Linked DNA regions of Homo sapiens: region 1 is linked to region 2. Evidence: chromatin contacts called from ENCODE Hi-C data. All regions are on one chromosome and are shown on one strand. The core of a region is the stretch at or near the end of the contact, and the rest is flanking DNA. Distances in the headings are between cores, read along the strand shown.

Region 1 (3,439 bases), core at 220-2,719, 2.9 Mb after region 2:
TGCCTAAATTTTATTAATTAGTGAAAATGTGGTACCAAAGCTGTCAACTTTTATTGTTAAATTTCCTATTCTGCTGGGCACGGTGGCTCATGCCTGTAATGAGGTCAGGAGTTCAGCCTGGGCAACATGGTGAAACCACGTCTCTACTAAAAATACAAAAATTCGCTGGGCGTGGTGGCACGTGCCTGTAGTCCCAGCTACTCAGGAGGCTGAGGCAGGCGAATCGCTTGAACCCAGGAGGCGGAGGTTGTAGTGAGCCGAGATGGTGCCACTGCACTCCAGCCTGGGCAACAAGAGCAAAATTCTGTCTCAAAAGAAATTATAATAATAAAATAAAATAAAATTTCCTATTCTTCCCTTCAATTCTGTCAGTTTTTGCTTTCTGTAGTTTGGGGTGCTACTGTTAGGTATATATATGGTTATAGGTTTTACATCTTCCCAATGGGTTAATTTTGTGTTACCATGAAAGTCCCTTTTTATTTCCGGTAACATTAAAAAAAAATCTATTTTGTCTGATATAGGCATCACCAACTCCAGTTCTCTTTTGTTTACTGTTTGGTATACCTTTCTTTTGATCCTTTTACTTTCAACCTATTTGGGTCTAGTGGAGAGTTCTTATACTGCCTTAGGTTAGGGATTCATATTACATTATCATCATTAGTACTGTTATTTGACATTTGCTGTGCTGACTAGCTACTGCTGATAGGTTTTCTTTCCTCAACAATTCTGAGGCTCTATATTGAGTTATATTAGTACATCATCATGGAGAGTTAAAGGTAGGTAAGGATTATTTTCTGAACTGCAATATTGATTAAAGCCATGTGAATGTATAAGATTCTTAGAAGAGTTGACATTAAATCAAGGTGAAGCTGAGGTTTGAGCCTTACTTAAAGGCTGATATTTTCCACTCTAACTGCGGACAGTACTGTAGCACTGTTATAGTACCTGCTCTGAATGTTAGTCTAGCAACTCAGGGTCTTCTTCATGACAGCTGAACCTCAACCATGTGATGGTAAATGTGTAGCAGAGTATGCCTGGCATCCCACCTGCTCCTCCTCCCCCTCCTCCTTGACTGGTTCTGGAAAGCAAATAGGGTGTAACAATAGGAGTTCTGGAATGTTCCTGTGTGGGGCTGACCTTTGTATCGCTGTTAATCCTCTATTTTCAGACACAAAAATGATTAAGTTAAAACTGGATGAAAGTCTTTTCTGGGTCACAGGGCTGAGCTGCTTTTGCTCTTTGCAAATACAAAGAATTTAACAGGATTCTCCCCTTCTCAACTTCCTGTCCCCCACCCTGACCTTCGCACCTTCCCAATATGAGGAAAAAGCAGGAAGTTTTCCTTGCGGGTTTTTTTTATGATGACATGATGGGGCCAGTTGATCAATGGGGAAAACCCCATGTGGCAACACGCCTTCTGTGTACATTCCCAATATTTGCTATAAATAGGGCCATCCCAGGCTGCTGTCAGAATATAACAGCACTCCCAAAGAACTGGGTACTCAACACTGAGCAGATCTGTTCTTTGAGCTAAAAACCATGTGCTGTACCAAGAGTTTGCTCCTGGCTGCTTTGATGTCAGTGCTGCTACTCCACCTCTGCGGCGAATCAGAAGGTAAGTGTCGCTCTTTCCGCTAGCACAGAAGAAAGACTATTTTCATTTTCCTTTTAGCCTTGAGCTCAACTGGGGGTCCCTAAGGGATGGAAAACTGTTAGGAAGTATACAAGAGGTAGTGATGGAAGTTGTCTGCCCATGGTGGAGTGGAGGAGAGAAGAGTTACTGCTGCGGATCAGGCTTTCCTCTCTGCTGTCAATCTCAGCAGATTTGGGGAGTGGTGGGCTCTTAGAGATCCCTAAACTTCAGGATAAAGCCAAAGTGATGTTTCTGGGAGTGATATAAAGTGTGTAATGTTACCAGTAGATGGGGCCATTTTGAAATGTAGAGAATCCTCCTGTGTCCCCAACTTTCGTACCTCCCAACTTAATAGTTTTGGTAAAGTTCAAAACTCATCCTTTAGAAGTAGATTATAATACCTGACATCAACATCCCCACAAGGCATGGGGGACATTGCTTGCCAACTTTAAAATAACATTAATCCCTTACCTTACAGCATGTTGTAATCTGACTCGGGAATGTCCAAGTATTGCTTTATTGCTCAATAGTCACACAACACTTTTAGCAACAGGTGCATTCCTAAAAATGCACATTGAATTTTTTTTTTTTTCTGAGGCAGGGTCTAACTTCATCACCCAGGCCAGAGTGCAGTGGCATGATTACAGCTCACTACAGCCTCAACCTCCTGGAGTCAAGTGAACCTCCAGTCTCAGCCTCTTGAATAACAGGGACCACGGCCGTGTGCCACTCACCTGGCTAATTTTTTTACATTTTTTTTTTTTTTGTAGAGACAGGGTTTCACTGTGTTGCCCAGGCTGGTCTCGAACTCCTGGAGGCAAGCAATCCTTCCTCCTTGGCCTCCCAAAGTGCTGGGATTACAGGCATGAGCCACCATGCCCAACCACATGTTGAACTTTTATGAACAAAATTAAACATTCCTATTAATTAATAGGACAATTTCAAAGTGTTTTCACTCCTATAAATCATATTTCCCTTTGTAGCTCTATTTCTCAATACTTAGTAGCCAGATAATAGATTAAAATCTGCCAATTTATTCATTTTCTGCTTTTGGAAGTTTATCTACATAAGGGTTCCTTCAAGCAGTAGGGAAGGGGCTGCTCATATTCTTGAATGATTATAGTGAACTGAAATGAAATATTGTCAATTTGTATTTCTTACTGAAGATATCCCACTTATGAGAAGTCCTGTGTTTCTCAATTCTATTATTGAACCAAAACTTCTCGGCACACAAACTGTTTTTTCAAAGAACTGTAAACTATGTTAGATTGGTTCTCAACGACCTTACAAAGGTTTCCAAGACATTGAAACTCCTCCTCTAAGTGGTTTATTCGTCATATACATGAGATTCACTAGATTTTTCACAACTTAAGGTAGTTTTATAATACCAATCACAGGATAAGTTTATTCATGTGGATCCAATACCTTTCACTTTTTTTTTTTTTTAGCAGCAAGCAACTTTGACTGCTGTCTTGGATACACAGACCGTATTCTTCATCCTAAATTTATTGTGGGCTTCACACGGCAGCTGGCCAATGAAGGCTGTGACATCAATGCTATCATGTAAGTTATTAATTGATTTTAATTCAGTTGTATCAGGAATACCTAGAAACTTCAGTTTTAAAAATGTTTGCCTTTTTAGAGTTTCATTCAGAAATTACTGATGTTTTGAACATAAGATCTTATTTTAAAGAGAAAGAAATGATGTGGCAAAGATAGCTTTGTCTTAGTACATATCTACTTTAAAGTTCACTTTAAACAGGACTGGAATAAGGCAAAACCTTTTTTAAAAATTTTTTTTGGTCA
Region 2 (3,294 bases), core at 474-2,973:
AAAGGAAGTGAATGAGTAAGTGAAGAAGTACACTAAAGTGTTAGAGGGCTGGGTGCAGTGGCTCACGCCTGTAATCCCAGCACTTTGAGAGGCCAAGTTTGAGGCTGCAGTGACTTCCCACTACACTCCAGCCTGGATAACAGAGCGAGACTCCATCTCTTTAAAAAAAAGTGTTAAAAGGAGGAAACTAAGCTTTGCTGATATCAGCTATGAGCCAGGCACTATGTTAGAAGGAATGGGCCTCTTTAAAAAGGGAAACGTGTTCTTAGTGCTGTTTTTTAAGGTGATATGTTGAGTTGAGTTGTGCCAAAGCAGGAAGTATTTTCCTTACCATCAAGCAAAGCCAATTACTTCATCCTCTTTGTTCTCAAGAATTTTGTTTCAGAAAAGCCTTTTGGTTCCTCAAGGTACTCAAGGGATCAACATTATGTTATAAAATAGCAATCTAGATGTTTCTGAAAGATAATTCATGAAATAAATATTTATTTTCCATCTGCTTTGTGCCAAGTTCTGCTTTAGCTGCTGAAAATCTTTCAACAATCAAGACAGAAGAAGTCTCTGTCCTGCTAGAGGCTACTGTCTAACAGTGAGAAACAAGTGACAGAGGAGTGAAAAAGCAAACCAAGATATTTCCCAGTGGTGATAAGTGTTATCAAGAGAAGCAGGTGGGGTCATGTTATAAAGTAACTGGGTGTGAGGGCAATGTAGCTTGGAAGTCAGGGATGCTTCTTTGTAGAGGTGACATTTAAACTGAGTTGTGACTGAAAAATAGGAACCAGCTATACAGAGAGTGTAAAGGCCCTACCGAGAGGATGAGCTTGGCAAGTTGGGGGAACAGAAAGAATGCTTGATGTCTGTGCAGTGACTGAGGAAAGTAGGCTAGATGAGAGCTCAGAGAACATGGGGAACCAGATGACAGGGGTTATGGGAGGAGCTGGATTTGACTCTTAAGGCAATGGGAAGCCACTGAGAAGTTTTAACCAGAGGCATGGCGTTATCTAATTTGTGTTCCTAACAGCTTCCATTGAGTACTGTGTGTGAACGAATCAAAGCGGAGCAAAGAAGAAAGCAGGAGGACCAGTTACAAAACCACTTCTTGGAGGGGAGGTATGGTCCAGGCAAATGAGGGTATTTGTGGCTTGGGACAGCAGAGTGAATAGAGAAAAACTTTTAATATATACAGTCACAATATAAGAATACTGCCTTGGTGAAAAGTAATCTTTCTCGTGTACCAGATACCAGACGAAGTCTCTGATTCTCGGTATTTCTTAACCATAAGCATTCTAAATCAACTTGCTTTTTCATCCATAAAAGGGCATGAGCTCCTTAAACACAGGGCTTTTGCTTTTCTTGTCAGTCTCACTAGTCTAGGAAGTGCTGTTCTATATTCAGCAGCTCGTGGGTGCTGAATAAATATTGATTAAACAAACCGAGTAATGAATCATGTGTGCTGCAAGTGTGGGTGCTTGGTAACGTGGAAACATACAAGTGAGCTGGATTCTCCAATCTGCAGGGCAGAAACTGGATGAAAGACATTTAGAGGTGGGGGTGGGAAGCTTGGAGCGGCCCCTCTCCTTCCATCCCTCAATGCCTTGGGATTGGGGTGGTCATTCTATGACCACTTCACATTGACTCCGTGGAGATTGACTCCACACACCCCAGAGGAGCCTCACCCACTGCTGAAGGGAGAGCTGATGAAATGACATGCTTGCTGACTGCATGGACACTTCCTGTTGGTGCGCCACGTCCCTAAAATGTGACATAGGCTGTGGGTGAAGCAGGTAACATCAGAGATTTACAGACACGCCTATATTCCACAAAGAGTGTGAGGATAAAAACCAAAAATGCATGCAGTTGTACTCTATGTCAGCCAACTTTTTCTGTAAAGCGTCAAAGAATAAATCTTTTCCGGCTGAATGTCTCTGTTGCTTCTACTGCAACTCTGTTGCAACCCTGCCTTTACATCATGAAAGCAGCCACTGACAAGAGGTCAAGGAATGGTGTCCGTGTTCAATAAAACTTTCTTTATGGGTATCAGAATTTGAATTTCAGATAATTTTAATGTGTTTTGAAATATCATCTTTTTTTCCCTAAGCTATTTTAACAACCATAAAAACCATTCTTAGCTCATGGGACATAAAAAATAGGCAGCAGGTCACCCATGGGCGACAGTTTGCCAAGCTGTACTCTGTAGAGCAGTTAAAATGAGGAACAATCTCCACTATTATTCAAAAATAGGCAATTTTATGTAGAGATAATATCTAACACTATCCTTTTGTTTGTCAGTTGCTTAATGCAAATTAAAATTTAGCCATTTGGAGGATGTGACATTTGCTGATAGTAAGGATTAGGTAGCATTGAAAATCTCTTGGGCAGAGATTAATTGGAAATGATTCTTTGGATCACACTCCCCACTTTGTCTAGGCCTTGTTTTGTGTTTTCCACACAGAGCCCAGATGAACTTTTAATATTTAGGAATCCACACTCAGTCATTTGTTTTCCTTCTTGAAACACTCCTGTGACTTGCCCTTGCCTATAGTTAGAATAAGATGCAAACGCCTTATCCTGTCCAGCCATACCAATCTCCAATCTTGGAGCTCTTCAGGGCCTTTGCACCAGCTACCCCTTTAGCCTGAAACATGCTTTCCCCAGCATGGCTGATCCTTCTTGAGAACTCAGAACTCAGCTTAAATGTCGCCTTCTTAGAGAGGCTTGTCCCTGGTCACCTAGACCAACACAGCTCTTACCCTACTCAGATTCTATCATCAGATTCTGCCTAGTTTTATTTTCCTCATAGAATTGGTCTTTATCTGAATTATCTGGTAAATTAATTGGTTTACCTTTTTGTTTGGAATAAGTAAATCTTTAATAAGTAAACCCACCAAAAGGTAAGCTCCCTTAGAACCCCAGGTGATTTCTGTCTAATCACTCCTGTCTCCATTCATCAAATAATGCCCAGTATTCAGTATTATACATCATGTATTTGCTGAATGAATAAAGGAAGGAAATGGTTTGGGGTGTGTTATAGAATAGTATGTTTGGAACTGTGCTGATCTTTTACCCCAGTTGGGAATGAGGGTGACGGTGTATGATGGGCCGGGATGGGGTGGGAGAGGGTAGGCTATGGCTTTGAGAAATGGGCAAGGACCACATCTCGAAGCAGGCATTGGGTCATGCCGAGGTGATTGCACTTCATTTTGAAGGCAGTGGGGGAGCCACAGAAGGGTTTTAAGCAGCCATGGAATAAAATAGTTCAGTGTATTTATTGGAATGTTCACACTGGAAAAACAAAGA

What was found. A loop is a pair of places that touch in the nucleus more often than their neighbours do. Pooled maps may share reads with other maps.
Region 1: a pooled map shows a loop between it and region 2 (8-fold over the local background). The contact joins the promoter of CCL20 here to the enhancer-like site in region 2. A Hi-C loop is called at or near these places in 4 of 50 pooled maps.

The regions. Positions count from the first base shown.
Region 1 is chr2:227,812,373-227,815,811 of GRCh38, forward strand. CCL20 (C-C motif chemokine ligand 20) reads left to right here and starts at 1,470. Exons shown (of 4, transcript NM_004591.3): 1 at 1,470-1,615; 2 at 3,082-3,196. The coding sequence starts at 1,540.
Region 2 is chr2:224,926,373-224,929,666 of GRCh38, forward strand. The region is part of intron 2 of DOCK10 (dedicator of cytokinesis 10); the gene reads right to left. Among named protein-coding and RNA genes, the nearest start is that of MIR4439, 83 kb to the right of the region's middle. Within about 2 kb of position 1,724, at least 14 of the 41 ENCODE cell types and tissues checked have a DNase peak (open chromatin) inside an H3K27ac peak, as active enhancers do.